Regions from separate parts of the Homo sapiens genome. Here regions 1, 2, 3, 5 and 6 are each linked to region 4. Evidence: chromatin loops called from intact Hi-C (ENCODE). Cell type or tissue: heart left ventricle. All regions are shown on one strand.

The links. A loop is a pair of places that touch in the nucleus more often than their neighbours do. Peaks named below come from ENCODE experiments on the same cell type or tissue, not always from the same donor. Only the 100,000 strongest peaks of a DNase experiment are listed, where the experiment ranks them.
Region 1: it touches region 4 in a loop (4-fold over the local background); 6 of 110 quality-filtered maps call a loop at or near these places.
Region 2: a loop joins it to region 4, with 6 times the contacts of the local background. A loop is called at or near these places in 78 of 110 quality-filtered maps.
Region 3: it touches region 4 in a loop (5-fold over the local background); 12 of 110 quality-filtered maps call a loop at or near these places.
Region 5: it touches region 4 in a loop (10-fold over the local background); 109 of 110 quality-filtered maps call a loop at or near these places.
Region 6: a loop joins it to region 4, with 2.9 times the contacts of the local background. A loop is called at or near these places in 9 of 110 quality-filtered maps.

The regions. Positions count from the first base shown.
Region 1 is chr1:176,072,097-176,076,096 of GRCh38, reverse strand. All of the region lies in intron 11 of COP1 (COP1 E3 ubiquitin ligase), which reads left to right. Among named protein-coding and RNA genes, the nearest start is that of MIR1843, 110 kb to the right of the region's middle. In heart left ventricle, a CTCF peak has its summit at 2,351 (motif pointing right); no DNase peak of the experiment used is centred here.
Region 2 is chr1:175,027,599-175,031,598 of GRCh38, reverse strand. No RefSeq gene overlaps it. Among named protein-coding and RNA genes, the nearest start is that of MRPS14, 6.2 kb to the right of the region's middle. In heart left ventricle, a CTCF peak has its summit at 1,705 (motif pointing left); a DNase peak (open chromatin) is centred at 1,688.
Region 3 is chr1:175,219,577-175,223,576 of GRCh38, reverse strand. No RefSeq gene overlaps it. Among named protein-coding and RNA genes, the nearest start is that of KIAA0040, 29 kb to the right of the region's middle. In heart left ventricle, a CTCF peak has its summit at 1,695; no DNase peak of the experiment used is centred here; H3K27ac peaks cover 531 bases.
Region 4 is chr1:175,317,727-175,321,726 of GRCh38, reverse strand. TNR (tenascin R) reads left to right here. Exons shown (of 23, transcript NM_003285.3): 23 at 1-4,000. It overlaps LOC105371623 (a long non-coding RNA gene), which reads right to left. Exons shown (of 4, transcript XR_001738302.2): 2 at 606-745. Among named protein-coding and RNA genes, the nearest start is that of KIAA0040, 130 kb to the right of the region's middle. In heart left ventricle, a CTCF peak has its summit at 1,896 (motif pointing right); a DNase peak (open chromatin) is centred at 1,926; H3K27ac peaks cover 1,895 bases.
Region 5 is chr1:175,153,244-175,157,243 of GRCh38, reverse strand. It overlaps KIAA0040, which reads left to right. Exons shown (of 4, transcript NM_014656.3): 4 at 1-258. Among named protein-coding and RNA genes, the nearest start is that of KIAA0040, 38 kb to the left of the region's middle. RefSeq lists an enhancer at 2,798-3,297. In heart left ventricle, CTCF peaks have their summits at 1,990 and 2,195 (motif pointing left); a DNase peak (open chromatin) is centred at 2,183.
Region 6 is chr1:175,266,021-175,270,020 of GRCh38, reverse strand. No RefSeq gene overlaps it. Among named protein-coding and RNA genes, the nearest start is that of KIAA0040, 75 kb to the right of the region's middle. RefSeq lists an enhancer at 1-1,083. In heart left ventricle, no CTCF peak of the experiment used is centred here; a DNase peak (open chromatin) is centred at 2,200; H3K27ac peaks cover 2,313 bases.

The DNA of each region.
Region 1 (4,000 bases), 750 kb before region 4:
TCCAGAATTTCGTTAGTGTTCTGCCTCCATGATCTGTCTAATGGTGTGAGTGGGGTATTGAAGTCCCCTACTATTTTTTTTTTTTTTTTTTTTGAGATGGAGTTTTGCGCTTGTTACCCAGGCTGGAGTGCAATGGCATGATCTTGGCTCACTGCAACCTCCACCTCCCAGGTTCAAGCGATTTTCCTGCCTCAGCCTCTTCAGTAGCTGGGATTACAGGTGCCCACCACCATGCCTGGCTAATTTTTGTATTTTTAGTAGAGACTAGGTTTCATTATGTTGGCCAGGCTGGTCTCGAACTCCTGACCTCTTGATCCACCTGCCTCGGCCTCCCAAACTACTGGTATTACAGGCATGAGCCACCGCACCCAGCCTGAGGTCCCCCACTATTATTGTGTGGCTAAGTCTTCTTGTAAGCCGAGAATAACTTGTTTTATGAATCTGGGTGCTCCAGTGTTGGGTGTGTATATGCTTAAGTATTTTAAAGCAAATCTCAGAAACTTATCTGCATCTCTTAAAATGGACATTGTTAAACCACAGGGCTGTATCACATCTAAGCAAATTAACAGTAATTCCTTGGTATAATCAAATTGCTACTTTGTGTTCAAATCTCTTAGAACGAATAACCCTAAAAAGATGTTTTTTGAGGCATATCGGGAATTTGGTAAGTTTTAACGTGTCAAATATTGCTAAAACTTAACATGCTTTTCATTTACAGGACTAAGATTTGAATTTATTATGTATATGAAGATCTTAAAATTTAAGCCATTAGCTAAAGAAACTATTGGAGGAGATCTTTTATTGTATTCTGTCAGCTGTTTAACTCAGTAATGAGTAAGACAAAAATCATACATTCCTTTATTTTTCTGTATGTTGGCACTTGACTGAGTAAAATTTGAAAATGCAGCAGATTATGGGGTGCATTTTATTACATAATTTAATTAACAAAAAATCATTGATAACGTAGTGCAGGCTAGGCCAGACTAGGCATATAGTCATGAACAGGCCAGACGTGTTACTTGGATTCAGGAGAGCTCACAATCTTATTTTAGGGCCCTTATAGATAAGAAATAAAAGAATAGTTTATGAAACAGTTTACTTTGGAGCAACATATTAGCATTCTTACTTAAATTCTTAACTATGTTAAGAATGTATACTATGCTTTTAAGGACTTCAGAAATGTAGATTGAATGTGAAATGGCAAAAATAAGTATCAAAGTTTATTTATAATATTGACCTGATATGTATGCACTTACCTGTAGTTATGTGACTATACAAAGAGTAATAATCTTTTTTTTTTTTTTTCATTCCTGAAAGCCATTTTAGCTTGATTTTGGGGAAGAGATGGTTTCATTATTGCTTTTTTAAAGCTTGATTTAATGTAGTGTTGAATTTTTTACAATTGCTAATAAACCCTAATCATACTGACATTTATGTGAAAACATTGTGCATTCTGAGGCAGAAATACATTCTTAGGAAGACCTAAACAAGATCTTAGTTTGGAAATACTTACAAATTGTGGTTAGATTAAAACATTTAGACTAATATAAGAAATTTTTAAGATACCTCTGGTTGGGCCGTCTTGCATGCTACATTCGTTTTTTTTCTATTAATTACACCAAATTAATGTTTTTTAAAGAAAAAATTCCAATTTTAAAGTTTCTTAGGCATGAGAGATGAAGACTAGCAAGAAAGGATGATATGGCCAAAGAAATGAAGGTGTGAAAAACTCTCACAGCTCTGTTGATTTTTTGCTTTTCTTACTTTCTTATATTCAAACACATCATTGATAATAAATTTACTTCAACGCCTTCTAATTCCTCCCAAAAAAGGAAATTTAATTAATTTCTTTCAGAAAGAGGAATAAAGAGGCCAGGTGAGGTGGCTCACACCTGTAATCCCAGCACTTTGCGGGGCCGAGGCAGGCAGATCACTTGAGGCCAGGAGTTCCAGACCAGCCTGGCCAGCATGGTGAATCTCCATCTCTACTAAAAATACAAAAATTAGCCAGGCATGGTGGCGTATGCCTGTAATCCCAGCTACTTGGGATGCTGAGACAGGAGAATAGCTTGAACCTAAGGGGCAGAGGTTGCAGTGAGCTGAGATCACTGCACTGGGCAACAGAATGAGACTCTGTCTCAAACAAAGAGGCCTAAACAAGTATTTGAGAAGGCAGATAATGTTGAATTTGGTGCATTATTTTGTTACTTTGTAGAAGAGATAATTATTCTTACTGTAAAATTGCATGACATAATGTTGGTCACTTACTGCAGTGATAATCTGAGAGAAAAGGCCGAACCAGAAACGTATTTTTCTTCCTTTGCTTATTTGGAGTTAAGACCATACCCTTCAGTCCACAAGGTGGCAGCATTTGTTTACTTTGACAGTATCTCGACTATTAAACAATAGACAAGGTACGGAATTGGTGACATACAGTGAAGTTCACTCTCATAAGTAGAAGATGGTCCTAGGTTAGCAATGGCAAGGAACAGGAAAGAAGACAGTTAATTGCATTCTTTTTACACACAGCAATAATAGCATATTTTGCATTTTTTATTCTATTAGGTGTTCAGTGTCCACCAGAGAGAAATAGTTTGAAACTGTATAGTTTAAACTTAATATACTTAGTAGTGATGGTTGTCTTTTGAATTCCGAGTTTGAATTTTGTACAACTAGATTGTTATGGTAAAAATTGTTAAACATTCTACCTCTAGAGAGTTTTTCAATATTTTTACTTATGTTTGTTCAAACTGTTGGAATGGAGTTGTATCAAGCATTAGTAAATTCCTAAGAAGAAAATAGTTATCTATGGTGGCATTCATTGATGCTAGAATAGTCTCTGTACTGGTAATGTGGAGTGTGTTACCTACTCATTTTTAGACAACATCATAAATATTTTACATCAATTCCCTAATTCATTTAATCCTTGTATCAACCCTGGGTAGCAAGATATTGCTATTAACCTCATTTTACAGATGAAAAAAACTGAGATAGAAATTTTGTAACTTGTCCAAGATAAACCTAATGCCAATAATAGACAGAACTGAGATTTGGATACAGGCGTACCTGAATTCTAGTGCTCTTCTATTCACTTAAGGATTTATTGAAACTTTGTAAAGTTTCAGAAAACACTTTTCCTTTGAGACACCCAGAAGAAAAAGAGGAATTAATTCTTTTGAGGTTCTGACACTGTGTATCCCTATTCCTATAAGGAGGTCAAAATAATGAATATTTTTTATACTAATTTTTGACGTATAATTCTGCACCTTAGATGTCACTTTACCATAGTTTGAAACTATTCAAATTAAACTTTATGTTTCTATGATAGTTACAAGGATCATTTTTGCTAAGTTTCAATTTATAATTGCAGCAAATGTGGATCCAGATTGAGGGTAACTTTTAATATGTTCCTTATTGTAGAGTGCTTGTGAGCTTTAAATTTATACTTAAAAAGACATCTCTAGATAATTATTGACTTGTTTTCTAAGGAATGGATATGATTTTTAAGACTGCCAATGTACTTTCCCTTTTTGTCAGAAGGTATTTCCATTATTGTCTTAAGCGTTATTGACCATCTGGGGTTGGTTGAGAAATGAGATGAATGGGAGTGCAGAGGGAGGGATTTCCTTCCCAAATTTTGCCTGGGATCAGTCTTTTAAAGCAGTTATTTTTAAAGCTGTGTTTTAGGCTGAGAGATTCATCTAGGCAGGGGCCTTACCTGTCTTATTTCTTGCATATTCCTATGTCTGTAAATATTTGTTAAATGAATGCATGAATGAATGAAAATTTGTTTTACCTGCTGGGAGAGGATCCAGAGTAAGTAGGACTCTAGCATTTGTCCATATATGTCCACATATTTGCTTGTTGAAAAATATTCCTTTGAAGAAATAATCCTTAGGCTATAAAAGAAGTTTGTGAATTACCAATGACATGTGACAGAAATATAAATTCATGTTAACAACTTAAAAAGGAATGCAAGATTGTCAGCAAGTGTTGGTGA
Region 2 (4,000 bases), 290 kb after region 4:
ACACCATGCACACACCCCACTCAGCCTCCACAGCTGCCATTCCTTTTGCCTGGATGTCCTTCCCCCAGAGCCTCCTAGCTCACTCCCTCACACCCTTAAGGTCTCTGTTCAAATGCTGGCTCATCAGAGAGCCCTTCTCTGACCACATTAGGTAACAGTATCTCCTACCATAATGCTCTTTTTACTCTGCTTTTCTCTTCATAGCATGTCTCCATTTGACACATAATTATTGATTTGTGAATGGCTCTTCCCCTTTCTCCACTACAGTGTAAGCTCCATGAGGGCAGGGACTGTGTATCCTGCTGTATCCCCAGCTCCTAGAACAGTATCTGACATGTAACAGGAACGTTCAATAAATGTTTGCTGAAGGAATGGATGCTTACTAGCTCAGATTGGTACACGTGGAGTTGAAGGAGCTCTGGCACCTGGGCGAAAAGGCTCATTGGAGATATAAGTGTGGACTGGGAAAATGCAAGTGGCTGAGATCATGAGAGCCTGTGACCTGGGCTGGCTTTGCAGGTATGTCACTCATGTGTCACACAGCCCCTGCCGTTCTTGTGTGTTTGTGTGTGTCTGTGCATGTATCCCCATGCCTTCAGGAGAGCCCTGTGCTTGGTTTAATGTTCTACTGTCACTATCTTGAAATTCTGAATCATTATGTTTTTGAATTTGTGTCTTGTAAGTGAGGTCCAGTGGGACAATGGAACATCTGCATGAGCAGAGGGGACACATGTGCCCATCGTTCCTTGCTGCTCCCTTTGTATGATGCCCCATCCACATGGAATTCTGGTGGCCCCATGATGTATGGGAGATTAATGGGACTCAAAGCGAGTCCAAGGTAAGAGTACTATGTCTATGACTGAGTCAGCTGGGGCACTGGCAACCCCAAGAGGCCACTAGAACTTGCTTCCTATACATGAAGGTGTTGACATTCTAAAAGGACAATAGTTCCTTTTCCTTTCAGTCCTCTCTTACTCATGAGTAAGCCAAAGTCAGAAGGTGCTGGTAGAATGCACGTGGATCAAGAAGTAAAATAAAAGCAACTGAGTTAGTTTTATGCAATATTTTCACTGTTCTGGTAAGAACAAAACACAAAGGCATATACAAGCAACAAAATAAAAATTGTATAATTTCACTGATTCTGCCTATGAGTTAAATGCTCTTACATTTGCACGGTGAACTGGCATTCCCCAATATGACGATGAGTGGTAAAATTGATGCTAATGATTTAAAAGTACATTTAATGATTTTGTTTTTCTTTACTTAGAACATTAATAGAAAATTTAAAAATCCCATAACAAGTCCAGAGTCCAGGAAAGAAAGGAAGAGGCTTCATATTTTACTACCTTTAGCAGCACTTTTTTCCCTGCTTTTTGAACAAGAGGCCCTACATTTTCCTTTTGCACTGGGCCCTACAAATCACATAGCCTGTCCTGCCTTTGACTCCCACGGAGGCGGCAAACTCAGTCTCAAACACAGGTCCCACTTGACGATAGGCGAAGTGTCATTATTTTATTTGGGGGACAGCTGTGTGTGTGTGTGTGTGTGTGGTGTGTGTGTGGTGTGTGTGTGTGTGGTGTGTGTGTGGTGTGTGTGTGTTCAGTTTGCATCAGGCCCTGTGTGTGGGAACCGAGGATGGCTGTGTGTTGGAACGCAGATGTAGTAATACTGCCATCTCGTGTTCAGCGTGGTGCACAGCACATAGCTCCAGGGAAGGCTCACAGGCATGGGACCTGTGGCTGCTTCCGGAAGTGCTAAGGCCATCCACACTCTAAGGCCAAACCGGTAAACCAATAGGATTGCTATTCCGCTGGTAGCCTTTAATGAAGGCAGATGTGTAATGAGAACAGAGGTTTCACCCACTATCCATCACACCATTTCAGAGCCACGGTTGAAATGCGTGTGTGTGTGTGTGTGTGTGTGTGTGTGTGTGTGTGTGTGTGTGGTGCATGTGTCCCCGTGCCTTTCGCTCTCCTTCCACAGGTTCTTTTCCTTTATTATCGCTTTCTTCCTCTTTGTAGTTCCCTCTCATAGCCCAAGAAATCTGGTTCTTTTGAGCCATATCCAGCTCTCACGTGGAAGGCCCATGATGAAGCACCAGGGGAGTGCATTGGGGCAGGTGTTCAGGCCCAAGGTTGCTGGTGACTCAGCTGAGGCCAGCTAAGAACAAGCACACACCAAGTAAACATTCTTACTGTGTGGCACCAGAAGCTGCAGTCAAGTTAGTTTTGTAACTTGCCAGTTATAAAATAATGAAAAGGAATAATTAATTAGTCCTCTCAGAAAACAGAGAAGTTAAGGAAATGATCATTCCTGTATTAGGTAAAGATTAGACACCAAAAGGACAGTTTACTTGATGGCATACACAGAAGCCAGAGAAATGAAGACGAAGGGAAGAGTGAATGGCTTGGTACTAAATATGAACGAAGCAAGCATCCCTGAATTCTTAATTTCTTGCTGCTTTGGTCAGGGTTCGGCCTGTGCCTGTCCCCAAGAATAAGCCAAGGATATTGATGGGGACCAGGAATGACCCCTTCCTATATGCACCTTGAAAAACAGATTTTTCAAATACTTTGGGTGAAATAATATAAATATAAAAAGACAAGAACAGGTTAATATTTTTAAATCAACTTCAACACATATGTGAATCTAATAGTATAAATTATAGAGAAATTGGAAAATTTTAAAGACCATAAGAATAACCAGTAATCTGCTCACTCATCTCTACTCTTAATATTTAAGAGTAGCCTTTTTTAATCTGTCTATTCTATACCTACACCTGTATCTGTAAATATATATATATATATTTTAAATTAGAAACCCATCAGATTTTTAAATTTAGGATTATAACTTGATTTCTTCATTTAACCCTCCACTTACTGTTAAGTTATTTATTTGTTGTTATAGATAAGACAATGATAAATGTCCTTTTATATAAAATTTAGAGTTTCTCAGTATTTCCTTGGAATAAATTCCTCAAAGTGGCATAATTGGATCAATAGTTACAAACTTTGAAAAGACTTGCCAAATTGCTTTGCAGACAAGTTATGCCAATTTATATTCTTATCACTCGACTATGAAATTACCTATTTCCTCACACCTCTGACAATGCCGAATTTTTTTTAACCTTTGCTAATCTGCTAGCTTAAATAGATCTCATTATTTTAATTTGCATTTCCTTGGAAACTAGTGAGGTTGAACACATCTAATGTTATTAGACAGTCTGAAAATTGTCTACTAAGATTTAAAAGTGTAAAAAATATATTCAGCTAGGCATGGTGACTCACATCTGTAATCCCAGCACTTTGGGAGGCCAAGGCAGGTGAAATGCTTGAGCTCAGGAGTTCAAGACCAGCCTGGGCAACACGGTGAAACCCCGTCACTACAAAAAATACAAAAATTACCCAGGTGTGGTAGCCCACACCTGTAGTCCTAGCTACTTAGGAGGCTGAGGTGGAATCACCTGGAGCCCATGAAGCAGACTGAGGTGAGCTGAGATCGCACCACTGTACTCCACCATGGGTGACAGAGTGAGACCCCATCTCAAAAAATAAAAATAAAATAAAACAATAAAAATTAAAAATATATTCATTTTTATTTTCTTCTGTTTTTTAAGCCTTTGTTAGTATTTACCTTTTTATCTAAAATTTGATATGTGGTAAGAGATGAAGATATAATTTTTCCCAAATCTTTACCCAGTTGTTCTAGCACTAGTTGTTTAACAATTTTTATGCTTCCTTTAATACATAACCAAATTCTAATTGCACTGGAGTTTCTATCAGGCCTATCTATTCTATTTCACGTAACTGTCTGTTGATTTTGGCGCCAGTACCACATAAGCTCAATAACTACGGCTCTATAATGTATGGTATATTAATATCTGGTAGGGTAAGACTATTCAGTACTTTTTTGTTTTCAAAAATGTCATGGGGTGTGGTGGGTCACACCTGTAATCCCAGCAATTTGGGAGGCCGAGGCAGGAGGATCTCTTGAGCTCAAG
Region 3 (4,000 bases), 98 kb after region 4:
ATACAGTTGTTCATATAGGAACATGTTTTCCCTAGCTCTGACGTTTCTCCCACGTGGAGGGACGTCCATTCATTGACATTCCTGGCCCTTCCCACCCTTCACCTGTTGATGAGTTGGAGGGAAGCACCAGAAAGAGTCATCCAGCCCCTTCCTCTATTTCTTCTTATTCCCTTCTGCCTTCTTATGTTCAAAGTCTTACCTGGAAAAATGTCCCCTGCTGGGACAGGGTAGGCAGGTCTGCCCAATCCTGTGCTTAAATAGCAGGGTCATTTTTTTCTCACTGTAAGTTGCTTCTTCCCACTTAGGCTCTAGCATTAATAAAGATAATATTTTTTCTCCCTCTTTAGTGTTGTGTCTCCTGTTCAGAACCCCAGGCAGGGAGGAGGCCCCCAGGCAATGCATGTGTCTTGACTTCACAGCTGCTAAAGTGTGCCTACTTAATGAATAGCCCAAGGTGGGCCCTTGGACAATGCCCAAGAACCGTGGAGTGATGGAGCTGAAGTGGTCTCAAAGGTGTCGAGTCCAGCCCCGCTTGGTACTGAGGAAGATTATTACACTTGCTTCTACTACATGGGAGGTCATGAGGAGCAAATAAGAACATATATGTGAAAATTTCTGTAAAGCCCATTCTGGTATAAAATGCAAGGCGGAATTACTATTGTGGCTGCCGTAATCCTGTTGATGTGAGATCCCAGATACCCACCCCACCAAGCTCCACCCGAGTTGTTCCAGGAGTCCTCAGAACTGACCTGCATGTGCCCTCCACCATTTAGATCAGTGATGATTTGGCTCCCACAAAGACTTCCCATAATAGCCTCATCACCCACCAGATACTAGCTATCTATGGCACCATATGGAGGAGAATGCCTCCCTCCACATGTGCAGTTAGGAAGTGTTTCAGGACTACCAAAGCAGAGATGCTCCTGCCCCACGTCTTGGGAGTTTACACTCGCAGCTAGTTCTCTCTCTCGCTAGGGCATGGAGCCAGGACTGGGACAGGCGTGCCTGACAGACACTGGGCTCACACCGTCACTCCTCCCCTCAGAAGTCTAAGGCCCTGTTATGTGGCTGAGATCGTGGTGCTTGGTTTCTGCCCCCATAGGATGAGGAGTCTTCCAGTAGATTCCTGAGTCCCTGCCTGTCTCACTGGACCAATTCGCCAGAGATGCCCAGACATGTCTGAATTCCAGTGGTGGCTACAGCACACCCTGCATTATAAATGGTGATTGACATGAGCAGGCCTCAAGTCCCCCTAAGGCCATTACATTCATGCCCTCAATAAAGACAGTTTTCCCAATCTTATACTCGGTTCCTGGCCAAACCACTTTCAAACCTGACTTTGTGGCTTCCCTCCCTCTCCTTCCTTCTCCTCTCTTCCATCACCTCCCTCTCCTTCCTTCCCTCCTTCACTTATCCAGGACAAGGAGGTGGGGTTAGAGGGGTGAGATGTGGAGAAAGGCAAAAGCATGACTCAACCTGAGGATATTTTTCCTCCACTGCTCAAGCAGATAAGTATTTTATAGTTTGCCAGTCCTCAGAGAAAGTTGGGAGCTTTTTGGTTTTATCCCATACTTGTGTGCACTCACCTCCTTTGGGGAAAAGGAAAACATTCTAGCAGCACAAAGCAGTCCCGCCCCCACGGAAAGTCCTGCAGACTTAATTCACAAGCCCTTGGAATTCCTGTAGGTGGGGCCAGGAGACTGGTGAGTCTGCAAAAGGAACGGTGCACCTTGCTGCTGCCCGCTTAAGCTCTCTGCCGGAGAGCAACTCTGCTTCCGAGATGGCAGCAGCAATCCCATCTCTAGCTTCCAGCTCCCATTTGGTGGAAAACTCTCTGCACAAAAATCTCACCCTGAGCCAGCTGGTTTCCTTCTTTCCAGGTCGTTCTCTAGAGAGAGGGGTGAGGGAAGAGGACCGAGGAGGAGACGGGTATTTAGAACATGAAAAGGGTCAAGAAGGGTTTTGTTTTCTTCCCAGAAGGACTGAGCTCGCAGAGCCTAGGAATTCCTCTTTACAAGCTGGGAGGATTGAGGCCACAGCCGACCAAGGGATGCTATGCATTTGGCACTGATCATCCCTCATCTGGACCATAAGAGGCCTGTGATGCCTCAACCTCACCCCTGTTGCCGGAACATATGTGGCAAATGCTGTGACTGCAAATTCCTAAGGAACAGGGCGTTGGAGCAAGTGAGGCCTTACTCTGGGTGGGAGTTCAAACCAGGAGACACATCCGGGAGGACACGGTCCAAGGGTGATCTGGAAGGTGCCCAAGGGAGTTCAAGAGGACCCTGGGACTAGGAGCCTGTGTTGGGGCACAGTTTGATGTTATACTTTCTCCCTTCCCAGCTGTCTTCCCCACTTTGACAGAAACAAAATATGAAGCACTGTGAATGAGTATTAGTCCACAAACTTGGTTGTACAAGAAATGTCCTACAGCTTTATTTACTTTCATTTTAATGTGCCTCTGAGTCCCATTCCCTCCAGTCTGGTGGGAAATCCAGTCCGGTCATTACTGCAGCCCCCACCTACCCACTAGGGTTATGCAAGGGGCCCGGGGATGCTTAGGCTACCCAAAATATTTGGCAGGTCCCCGCCTGCCTTATAACTGGTGACTGCATTGTGCCCGCCTCGTGATCCCTTGGAATTTGACCTCCCCACCACTTTCATGTAAACCTAGAGAGGGACTGTGAGCCCCAATCCTCCTGGGGCCTACGGTCCTGCCCCCTTCTGAAATCTCACCACCTCCCCAAAGACATTGTCAGGGAGAAGAGCAGGGGTCCCCACTCTTTGTGGGACCCTCTGATCATTGAGAAAAGGAGTCTTCCCCTGTCTCCTCTCTTACCTCTTTCCCCTAAAAATTCCCAACCTCTCTCTCTCCTCCCTCCAAAATACTTAGCATAGTATCTGCAATGAATTTAGGGCAATGACTCCAAACCAGAAGCTGGCAGGACAAATAATCCTGCAGATGTGATTTATTTGACTAACACAGTATTTGAACAATTTTAAATAAATTGCCACATCAGGAGAGAATACCTAACATATGAATTTCTGGCTTTTCTTGAAAAATAAGAAAATATGAAAAACTAGGTACTTTTGATGAGGTCTGAGTTTTCCGTTCATTCAGCAAATATTTATTGAGCACCTATTTTATGTGCCATGTGACAATCTTCTAGGCCCTGGAGCTATCACAGTGAACAAGACAGATGAGATTCTAGTTTTCACGGAGTTTACATTCCATTTTATGTTGGAGCGACAGAAGCAGGGGTGTGTGTGTGTGTGTGTGTGTGTGTGTGTGTGTGTGTGTGTAGCATCTTGAAGGATAATTAGAACTAGATGGATGAGCAAAATTTAGATCACATTTGGGAGACTAGAATTGAATCTCTAAATGAAAGACAAAATCCTTCTTCCAAAAACTTCCTTTGCTGAGTTATCACAAAGCCATGATAATTAAGTTCCTAAAAACATTTCCCAGAGTGACATTGTGTCCCCTCTTCTACTTGGTTGCATTGCTTTTCCTGCAGGCTCCACAGGAAGGAAGTTCCTCATGCAGCCAAGCTTGCTTAGAGAACCTGAAAGATCTTCCCTGATACAGTTGCTAAGGGTGAGATTCAAGAAAAGGGCAGGAGAGCTGAACTCAAGTAAAGCCCTGAAAAGGCCTGACCTAGAAAGGGGAGGGGCAGGATGACTTCCCGAAACCCCCACTATAGTCTATTAATTCATTCAACAGACGCTCTTCTAGGTGCAGGGGATGCATCAGCAATGCCTGCTTTCATGAAGCTCATATTCTAGCAGGTGATGACAGAAAATAAATAATAAAGCATAATAAATCAACTGGATGGTATGGTAGAAGGAGATAAATGCTTTAGAAAGAAAATATAGAACAAAATAAGAGAGATCAGCAGTATTGGCAAGAGAACCAGTCACACTTTTAATAGGGAGATCAGACAGTTGAGTAAACACCGAAAGAGCTGAGGGAGATGAACAACCTAGACAGAGGTAA
Region 4 (4,000 bases):
AACTGTGGGCCTACTTCCCATTTTATGAGATGCACTGTCTTCACTAGCACAATTTGATCTTAAGCCCAAGAGAGCTAGATGCTCTAGAAGCCGTGACCTTTCAATTTCTCCTCCAAATCCAATATCAGCAACCATCCCCGCAACATCTGCCCAGATCCATGCCCAGTTCCCTGAGCTGTCTTCTCCCTTTCCTCTCCCATTCCTCAAGGCCCAGCACCATTTTCTGTAGTGCCTATGTTTGTCTGACCAGAGCAGTGTGTACCTTTGCCAACCAGTTACTGGATGAGCCTTAGTGTCGGCAATTTTCTAATGGAAATATCCTCACTCTTACCAAGCTTTGAGAACCAAGATGAAAAGTCCCTTGGGCTGACCATCAGGCCTCGGACCTCATGGGGATGCAGCCAGCCACCATTGAATGGAGGCGCTTCCCTTGCCGCAGGCTTCTAGGCTTTGTTCACTGCGGCAGTGTGGATGTGACAGGCATAACCCTGAAAAACCTAGGCACCACTTGCATTTCTCAGTTAACCATGGGCTTCAACAAACTGGGAGGAGGAAAAAACAGAAACAGATCCTTTCAACAAGCATGTAAATTACAGAAGACTTACCTAGAGACGGGGCAACAATGAATAGTAGGAAGCACATTGCATGGGAAACTTGAGGGCCGAGGTACAGGCCAACAGCTGTCATCTTAGCTACGACATGACATCGGCTGGGTTGTTTCACCTCTCTGGGCCAGTTTCTTCATCTGTCAGATGAGAGATTAGACTAGAATGAGTTCTAATTTCCCTTTCAGTTTTGACGGTCAATGATGCTAATCTGTGATCTGAAAACCTAAGTAGAAATTGGCATGGTGGGACAGCACAATTAGGTAATGAAAATTCACTAGACTCCCTGTTTAATGAGGAAAGAAGGAAAGAAGGAAGGAAGGAAGGAAGGAAAGAAGGAAGGGGAGGGAGGGAGGGAAAGAAAAGAGAGAGATTGATTCAGGAGTCATAAGTAAAACACACACACACACACACACACACACACGAAAATACTGCAGAAAAGATCATGCCGAGTGAGAGGCTGAACTCTTTTTGTCCATAAAAACAGAGACCAGGTACCTGGGTGGTGCCAGCACGCCCACTTCATCAAGGAAGTTGAAATGGAAAAAGATTATGTGTTGTCAATTCAGGTGAAAGTCAAGAAACATCAGTGGAAACAAAAATCTTCCTTTTATTGAAACCATTCTACACTATGGAACATTTTTATAAATAGTACCAGCGGCATTGCATAGCTTTATTTTGAAGCAAGAAAGAGACTTCAAAGATCAGCTTATTCAACCCTCTATAAAAGGATTTATAGATTCCTTTTATTTAATAGGGTGATTTTCTCATGAGTTTTCACCATGTTTAAAAGACACTGTGCCCCACTCTCATCCCAAGGTCTATGGTCAACTTGACTCAATGCTCATAACTTTCCTCGCTGATTCCTGCTTATCCTGCTCCTCCAAGCACAACTGCATTTCCCAAAGGTAGATCCAGTAAGCAATACTCTCAAAGCACCCACCCTATGCACACCAGTTTCCCTCAAGGGACTCAAAAGGAATCGAGGTAGACCCTTCTCAGAGGCTGTTTAACTACAGACACATCAGGATATGTACTAATACCCAAAACCAAAACCACCACCAATGACTGCAATAGATTCACTGTCTAGACCCAAGGTCCAGGCAGTTTCCCTTTTTTGCATTTCCCCAACATATAAAGATAATTTCCAACATATCAGATGCACATTCACCAGGGTTATTTCTGGAAGGTGAAGGGGTCAGGTGTAGAAGAGGTGGCAAGAATGACAAGTCTGTGGAAAACTGTTGGCCTTGAGACCACAGTGAACTGGTGGAAGGGGACTTGCTAAGTGTGGCCACAAGGTGGCAGTCACCTCCTGAAACCCCGTGTGAAACGTCAGCGGGGTTGAGAAAGGCCACGTCTCCAAGTTTCCAGGAGAGCCAAACCAGGACTCAGGAAAACCGGCCAGCTGATTTGTATGGGAGATTGATTTGTAAAAGAACAACAACAACATATGGCAGCAAGGAAATGCAAAGCAAACATCTACAAATATTTGAATCCACCTGTCCCTCACCTACCAACTTCCCCCTCTACTACTCATAAAGTGGTAGGACTCCTAATGCCCCGCTTCCTTCCACCTGAGAACCAACCAGCACCCTGATATTTCAAAGCCAGACCTAAAGAACCATGGTTGCCAATAACCTCAATGCCAAACCAAACAATCCTAATCACATTTTTACTTTTCAAATCCAGTCTCAGAGCAGAGCTGTAGATTAAGGGACAAAAAGTCATTGTGGAATCTTTTCAAATAGCTCTTGTAAAAGCATCAGTTGGGAAAGAGTTTATGAGTTCCTCTTTGTCCTCTCCTCTGGAGAAAAGACAGAACATGCAAGAACACTAGATACACCAAGCTATGGGTGTTGAAATAGACTAGCTGGTGACCTGGATTTGCAAATACCCTAGGGACATGAAAACATTTTTTCTTTTTCTTTTTCTTTTTTGTAACCTCCACCCAGAATTTCAGGAAAGGTGGGGCCACATGCCCAGGATATATGGTATTCTACTGCTTGCTTTCTTATCACCAGAATACTAGTCAATCTGATTTCTTAGTTCCATGTCTTTTCTTCCAAGGAGGTAGGGCATGGGGTTGGGGGACACTTTCCGCCTTCCTTGCATCTCACTGTCCACTCTTAAATTTTTATTAAGAAACCTCTGAAAGATTCAAAATTCAGTTCAGTTTCAATAATCCCAAAGAAGTTGGGATAATTTGTTTTCACTTGCTTCAAACTTGCCACGGCTGCAGGAGGAGTCTCAGGACCTCAGAGGAATGGGGCAGATGTGTGAAGTCTGGGAGTCTGCCTCCCACCCAGATGCCAGGAGCTGCATACTCAGCTCTGCCTCACTTCCCTGATGGTCTGCTTTCATCCAGGTTACCATGACAGAGAGGGTCTATCCTCTAAAGAAAGCTGAGTTACAGGCTGGCCCCTGGGGTTGTTCCTGTAGCCTCTCTTTGACCACATTCCTGAAGATGTTTAGCTGAATGCCTCCTCAAACCTTTGCTTCTTCCATAACCCAATCCTACACATATGTGATAAAGCTTTCTTCAACAATACTGGGTCATTTGGACACTACCAGTCCAGATGAGAACTCACAGACCAAATGAAAACTTTCAAAAGCAAGCAGGGAAAGTAACTCCTATATGCTTTAAGATGATGTATTGGTGTAGATTCAGGTCCAATTTGAAAAAATGTCTCTGGTTCTTTCTAATTGTATCCACTCTGGATTTGTTTATGCCAGTTCTACATTCATCAAGCCTTGAGAAACAGGTGGAAAGAAGAAAAATATAAAATTAAGAAGAAGCTGATGGATCATTGGAGATTCAAAACAAGCCTTCTACCGGTGGCACCACACTGAAAGGCAGAGACAAGGCAGGAGCGGCCATGGGAGAGGAAGCAGCATTGGCTTCTCACGTTCTGGCCTCCAGCCTCCCACCAGAGCTTCTGCCATTCACCCACTTAACTTGAGGAGAAACTAAGGCACCAAGGCCTGTCACTGCACCGAAAACCAGAAGCAGAAGGACTTTCTTTCTTTGCTCAACCAGTTCTGCCTGGATCTGACTTTTGCGTCACCAGTAGTCACAAGCCTGATTTGTCATCTCCAGCATTCTGTTTATTTTTTTAAGGTCAATCTTTGCCTGAAACATGACTTCATTGCACCTGCAGCACTTCATTGTCCAAATGTCCTTGGCAAACCTCACAGTCTTTGGACAGTGTTGCATTTTCTCCAAAGGGGAAATCCTCTCTCCTTCCTCAAGCTTAATAAGGCTCTTGCAGTGCATCCAAATAACACAGCTCTTGTTCCTCAGACACACTCAGCCCCCTCTGATAACTTCATAAAACAGCTCCTTATTGTCTGGGCCATGAAGCCAGGCTAATGCTAAAGTTCCAGTTCAAAAA
Region 5 (4,000 bases), 160 kb after region 4:
GGTCCATCAATGGCTTCTTAAAGGAAAAGGGGGGAAATAGCAAAAACCTAAGGAAGAATGGACCTTTGAGTTAAATCCAGTGTTTGTTGGGAAAGGAGGGATCAAAAACCTCTATAGTAGCCACTAGGGCAAAAACTGTGTGTATGTGTGTGTGTAAGTGTGTGTACACTGTTCAATATGGTTCAATATGGTACCAATAGCCACATGTGACTATTTAAATTCATTGCAATGAAATAAAATTAAAGGTATACTAGCTCAGCTATGTCTGCCATATTTCTTTTTTCTTTTTTTTTTTTTTTTTTTTTTGAGATGGAGTCTTGCTCTGTCATCCAGGCTGGAATACAGTGGTATGATCTTGGCTCACTGCAACTTACACCTCCCGAGTTCAAGTAATTCTCATGCTTCAGCCACCTGAGTAGCTGGGATGACAGGCATGTGCCACCATGCCCAGCTAATTTTTTTTATATTTTAGTAAAGATGGGGTTTCACCATACTGGCCAGGCTGGTCTTGAACTCCTGGCCTCAAGTGACCCGCCAGCTTCCCAAAGTGCTGGGATTATAGGCATGGGCAACTGCGCTTGGCCATGCCAGCCACGATTCAAGTGCTCAGTAGCTACACGTGGCTAGCGGCTGCCATCCTGGACAGCATAGGTCTATGATCTTGGGGGCAGGGTCAGACACCTGGGAAAAACAGCCATGCTGACTGGATTTCAAGGAGGGCTTAAGAAGGAAGGCCTAGAGCACAGGTGGACTCTTTGCCTTATCTCGCCCAAGGCAGGTTATGTCTGTAGTTCAGATGAGTTCATTCCTGGGCTCCCTTCCCCATCACCACACACTCATGACAACCAGAGAACAGAGACTCTTCATTCAGCTCCTTGTTCATCCACCCAGGACATTGCTAAACATTCTGGTGCAGAGGAGGAACTGATGCTCAGAAACCATCTGGGAGGGGAGCAGCTGCTGCACCCCTGAGGGGATGCCAGTGCTCAATGCCTGCAGCCGCACCTGCCCCGGCTCCATCCTGGCCTTGGGGTATAATATGGATTTGGACAATGAATGCCATCACGTCCTTAGCATTCTCAGTTTATCACAGCACTCTGCACTGGCCCCTTGCCCGTTGACCTTAGTAGTATTTCCCAATTCAAAGTCACAGGTTTACTGGACTGGAAAAAAATCCCTTCAACCCGCTTTCTGTCTTAGACTCAAAGGGTTGTTTTCAAACACCTGTGTGGGCAATGTCACACTATATTTCTTCAGGAATGGCTGTGACTGTGTACCTCCAGCCCTCTTTTGAGGCTGTTCATCCCATTAACATTTCTGACTGTTTACTATATGCCAAGCACGCTAGGTGCCAGTGATACTAAGTTGTCCTAGAGGGGCTCAGAACCTGGTAGGGGGGCACAGACAAGCAAACCATGACAAGACAGTGTGGCCATTGCTTCCTTAGAGGGAAGCTCCCAGGCTGGCTTCAGGACAGGCCGGGGGAGATCGCCTAGGAGGTGTCTAGAGACTTGCACAGGAAGAAACTGAGAAAGGAGGGCCCCAGCTGCACAGTCTACAAAGGCAAGTGCACCCTGGAGTAGTGATGCAGGCAGACAGGATGATGGGGACGATTCAGAAACCATCAGGGCTCTCTGGAAGCCATAAGTGCAGTGAGCTAGGACTCATGACTAGGGTTGTCCCAACCCTGATGCTAACTCCGACTCTCACTAGTTATGTAATTTGGACCCATGGCTTAATCTCTCTGTAAGACTTACCTGCTAAATAAAGCTAATGAGAGTAGCTACCTCATAGGGAGCATTAAATGATCGTGTGTACAAAGCATTTAGCACAGGACGTGGCTTATATTAAGTGCCCAATAAATGTTACTTATTATTATTAAGGGTTGAAGGAAAACCGTGAGAGAGCTGTGTCCTAGGAACCAAAGGAAAAGAAATTTCCAAGAAGAAAGTGATGGTCCATAGAGTCAAATGATGCAGGCAAATCGAATGAGATAGGGATTGAAAATAATTAGCATTTTCTATTCCCCATGGTGTGATGTGTTCCCTAATTTCACCACATACTGCACTATCTACAGGATTACCAATACTCCATGGATTAAGGTCTGCAGATTTGCAGATTAGGCAAGGCTGCCTAATTATCTGTCCCGCCTCTGCCCACAACGAAGTCGCCCCAGCTTGTCAGTGCCACCTGGTGGCCAGATCAGGAGAAAGCGTGAGTCAACATCTTTTTCACCTTAGAAGTGTTTCCTGGAGAACATCCATCTAGCTAGTTCACCTGTTCTCAAATTAAATGTGCAAAAGAGTCACCGGGTTTTATGTGAAATTCACAAATCTGTCAGGGTCCGGAATGCCGTGCTCATGTGACATATGGGGGATTTCCATAAATCATAGGTCTCAACTGTTGTTACAAACATATTTTGGTGAAGTGTTCTATATATAGCCTCACTACAGTAAAGCTTCCCTAACCACACAAGTCTTGCCCATTGCAGTAAGACTAGACCACATTGCAATTGTGTGTTGCTTCTATTCCCAGCACCCCACCCCTATTTTGACCCCCATTAGAATTAGCTTTATGAGATTAGAATTAGAACTGTCTTATTCACTAGTATATCTTCAACACCTAGCATGGAGCCTGGCACATACTATATGCTAAATAAATGTGTTGATTGGGGGAAATAAACACTGAGGTGTTTCTTAAAAATGCAAATTCCCTGTCTCTCCCTGCCCTTCTGGCTGATTATTAAGTCTAGGGTGATGCCAGACAACCTGCTCTAATAAACACCAGGTCAATGCAGGTGGTCCCTGAACCACACCTTGAGAAATACTATCAAAACAACAAAAGAACTGTGTACGGTCAAATAAGTTTGCAAACACTGCATAGTATAACTTTCCCACTTCACCCCCTTGGGATCTGCAACGCATTTATCACATTAAAGTTTCTAGCAGGTGCTGTAATAAAGAATTTGGTTTAACTCCCCTTAAAATTTTCCCAAATTTATTTAACCACAAGCCTCTTTTTCTTTTAGCACATCTGGAGGAACAAAGATTCAGGGGCCACCATTTGGGAAATGCTGCCATGGAGGGCTAGTACGCACTCCACACATCCTTTGCTCCTGACTTCCATGGAGGGCTGGTGCGCACTCCACGCATCCTCTGCTCCCGTCTTCCATGAAGGGCTAGTGCGCACTCCGGCGTCCTCTGCGCCTGTCTTCCATGGAGGGCTAGTGCGCACTGCGGCGTCCTCTGCTCCCGACTTCCAAGGAGGGCTAGTGCGCACTCCACGCGTCCTCTGCTCCCATCTTCTATGGAGGGCTAGTGCACACTCCTGGCATTCTCTCCTCCCATCTACCATGGAGGGCTAGTACACACTCCAGGCATTCTCTGCTCCTGTCTACCACGGAGGACTGGTGCGCACTCCACCGTCCTCTGCTCCCGTCTTCCATGGAGGGCTAGTGCGCACTTCGACGTCCTCTGCTCCTGTCTTCTATGGAGGGCTAGTGCGCCCTCCAGGCATTCTCTGCTCCTGACTTCCATGGACTGCTAGTGCGCACTCCGATGTCCTCTGCTCCCGTCTTCCACGGAGGGCTAGTGCGCACTCCGGCGTCCTCTGCTCCTGTCTTCTATGGAAGGATAGTGCGCATTCCAGGCATTCTCTGCTCCTGACTTCCATGGAGGACTAGTGCACGCTCCACGCGTCCCCTGCTCCCGTCTTCCATAGAGAGCTAGTGCGCACTCCACGCTTCCTCTGCTCCTGACTTCCACTACAGACTCAGTCAATGTCATCTCCAGAGGAAACTGTTTCTGCAGTGTATACAGATTCTCACTAACCTTTATGAACCTTTCTCTTTTACTCTTCCCTTTCTCTTTTACTCTTCCCTTTCTCTTTCTTCCATTTGCAACCCATAATAATCCTGTTGGTGGCTATTCATAGCAAATATGTTTTAGAGCTGCTAAAGAGACATCTCTATCAAAAGAAAAAAAAGAAAAAAAGAAAAAGT
Region 6 (4,000 bases), 52 kb after region 4:
GGCCTTTAACCCAAGTTTGGACAACTATCCTTGCTCTTTACCAAGAGGAGTCTTTAAGCCCCTATGTTTTAGGTGGAGCTCCAACCCTTCCAGGTTGGGTCTCTAACCCAATTTCATTCTTTACCTGGTATAGAATATACCCCCACCACTTACCCAAAGTTGGCCAATTGGTGTTGCAGTTTATTTCCTTTGGGTCAGGGGTCTCTTCATTAGTCCCTTTGTGGTTCACCAGGAGGAAGTTACCAGAAAGTTGTCCCCATCAAGACCCCAAGAGAGGGTTCTTGGATCTTGTGCAGGAAAGAATTCAGACCAAGTCCACAGAGGAAAGTGAATACGTGTTTATTTTAAAAACTAAGGGAATGTAAGAATAGCTACTCCATAGACAGAGCAGGGTGTTCCTGAAAGTAAGCACAGGAATGCACCCACCTTAGGTATAATACTTGTTTGTATATAAAGACAAATCATGGGAGAGATGTGCTCTGCCACAAGGATTTGGGATAAAGTATTGCTAATCTTTGTGTAACTACTATCTTTCACAAGAGTCTATATTATTATCTTTAAAGCAAAACTTGTTCTTAAACTAGGAATGCTTTTGTTCTCAAGATATCAGGACATCAGGACATTGCCTGGATCTGTTTCTGTTCCCTTAACTGTAAATACCTTGTGACTAAGATACCTAGCCTCCTGGGAATGTGGCCCAGCAAGTCTCAAACTCATTTTCCCACCCCTATTCAAGATGGAGTTGCTCTGCTTCAAACGCCTCTGACAAGCTGAGTGATTAAGGCAGAAAGGAAATTATTGAAGGATATTGTGTTACTCATGGAAGTTCCAGGAGTGTCAGAATCATCTTAAATGCCACCCACCCAAGAAAAACGTTCAAAATTCCCTCATATAACTGATTCTGTGAAGGCACAACTGTTGCTTTTACCAGGCACAGACTCAACTGCTTGTCCCACTGGCAACACTGATGCTGGACATTGGCCCCTGCTGGCTGCTGGAACCATTACCATGAGCCCTGGAAACTGGATCTAGCCACCACAGACACCATTAACTTCACCAAGATAGCTTCCTGGTGGCCCTGGCTCTTTGGATTCCTACCTTCTAAGTTACAATCTGCCTTGGATGGAACTCATGAATCATCATGTATCTTGAGTCATATGCCTATAATCTATCTAGAAGGAAGGTTAGAATGGTATGTAAGTTCTACTGAGTGAAGAGGACTCTGCTCTCTGCCAAAAAGGAGAATGTCTCAAGATAAAAGGAGAAGAGTTGAGTAGTCAGCCAAAAAGAATGACAAATGTCCAGTTTCCCAAAATATTTTTTATCCTCCCCAACTTCCTTACTTCATATTCAGTTAGACTTTGCTCTCTCAACCTCCTACAACACATACATTCCACCTCCTCTGTCTAGTACAAATGTTAAGGCAAAATGAATTTTCAGAAACTAATCTACAAATAGCTGAGACTCTCCAGCAAACATTATAATAACATGTTATTTAATGAGCCAAGCTGCCTCAAACCTGTGGAGCTACCACTGCTGGCAATGGCTCAGGTTTGAAAGTTACAATCAAAACTTCACGTGTTTTTTTGGTTTTGTATGCCCACTTCACCACCCTTGCCCCAAGTAACCCTTCTAGGCATTAATATACATGTTTACATTTTTAAAGATAATTTTATTAGTTTTCTCACACTTAAATTAAAAATATGCCTCCTATCCTAACCTCCCCCCACCCCTACACACAGCTGGCTAGGTCAGTGTTGTGAAATTAGGCAACACTTTCTTCAAGAAATTCTTGGGATTCCTTGAGCATGTTTTAGGGAGCATCTTAACTGCCCAGAAATATTAAAGGACTCTAAAGTGGCTACCCAATAACAGCCCTGCTATGCCTAATGGCCAAGAACAAAACAAACATATAAGTGAGCTTAGTGGTAGAATAGGTCTGGGATTTGGAGGAGTGAATGTTCCAGGGGAGTGTGATGTGGAGTCTGACATCACCCAACCAAACTCCTCTTAGCTGAGCTGTCCACTCTGGGAAGGCATGGGCTGTAGGGCAAAGGAGAGACTGTGTCACTGAAGTTCAACAGCTGTGCTCTGCAAAACACTCCAGAAAGAGCTGATTAGCAGAGAAAGGCATTCCCCCATGGACGCAGAGGGAGAAGCATCCTAAAGCCATCAGGCCAGCTGGAAGAATACACAGCATCCCTGGCTGACCAATGGCTGTGGAAGTCAGAGCTGCTGGCAGAGGCTCTGCTGACAACTGTGAGAAACTGCTGGCCCCCCACAGATCCCAACCTAGCATAACCCCAGGAAACCAAGGGAACATTTGAGATGCACAAACATCTGTGAGAGCAGCCCCAGAAATATTTAGGAAGAGAAACTCCTGGAAGCAAAGGGATCTCTGCCTGTCAAGGATGTTTAGGCTCTGAGCATTGATATTTGGAGTATTACTGTAAATCTGATTTGACTTCATAGCCAAAGATAAGTAAGATCTGGGTCTTTCAGTTACAAGTGTTGAGGTTCCTTGTTTAAATTTTGATACACTCTTTGAGCACCCAGCAGCTCAGGAGTATCACCTTACCCATGCACCCCAGTTTATAATTCCTTTGTAGGAAGTATGCTATTTTGTAATACATATTTGGTCTTCATCCTATTTCCTGACATTCATCTCCTAAAACCCTTGGAAATCTCTGGTGTGATGAGTGTCTTTTGTATGCTGAGATGCCTGGTAGATGGGGGCACCTTGAGAGCTTCAGGATGGGGGTTAGTCACCCGAAAGACCATGGCCTAATTAGAAAGTTGGGTCCCCCTAATCTCTGGGAAGAGGAGGGAACACTGAAGGTTGAATTGGTGACCAATGGCCAATGATCTAATCAATCATGCCTACTTAATGAAACCTACATAAAAATCCAAAAGGACTGGTTTCAGAAATCTTCAGGATAGCTGAACACATGAAGCTTCTTGGAGGGTGGCACACCAAGAGACGGCCTGGGAGCAATGTTCAGTGCCCCTTCTTCTAAACTTTGCCCTGTGCATCTCTCTACTAGCTGTTTTTCTGTATCCCTTGTAATACTCTTTATAATAAATGGGTAACATAAGTAAAGTGTTTCCTTGAGTTCTGTGAGCCACTCTACCAACTCAAAGAGGGGATTATGGGAATCCCCATTGATAGCCAGGTGATTAGAAGCACAGACCATGCTAGTATCTCAAGGGTGGGGGCAGTCTTGTGGGACTGAGCCCTCAACCTGTGAGATCTGACGCTATCTCCAGGTAGATAATCAGAATTTAGTTAAACTGTAGGACACCCACCTGGGTTCTACTGGACAATCTACTACAGAATTGCTTCGTTGTATGTGCGGAGAAATCCCCACACATTTTGATAAACAGAGGTGCTGTGTTGTATTAAATGTGAGAGTGGACAGTAGGAAAAACAGTTTGTTTGTTTGTTTGTTTGCTATCCTTTGAAGAGGGAGCTTTATAACAAACTCCAAAAACAAGCTTCAGATGGAGCCTCCAATTCACCCTCTATTTGCATATGAGGCACAGCTACACAATTTGAAAGCAGTCCTGTAGGTTGAGAGTTCACAACCCATACCACTTTGGAAAAACTGAGGTAACACTTAGATCAGATGGGGGACAACGTCAAGGCAAAACCATTAATACACTTCATAGGAGACCCCACCCCACTTTAGTCCTCCTGTGTATGGCTGATTTGGATAGAAGACCCTCCAGAAGAAGAAGGTCCTCTAGTCCTTTTTACCTTGTACCAGTGCTACTTGGGCTCATGAACCATCCCTTTGCTATAAACTTCTTGAGAGCATGATTCATATTTGCTCCATGTTTTATCTCTATAACTCCTAGGATACTGTAAATAAAATAGTCTTCCCTTCTCTGCAGTTTTGCTTTCCATGACTTTAGTATTACCTATGATCTGAAAATATTAAATGGAAAATCCCAGAAAATGACAATTCATAAGTTTTAAATCACGTGGCGTTCTGAGTAG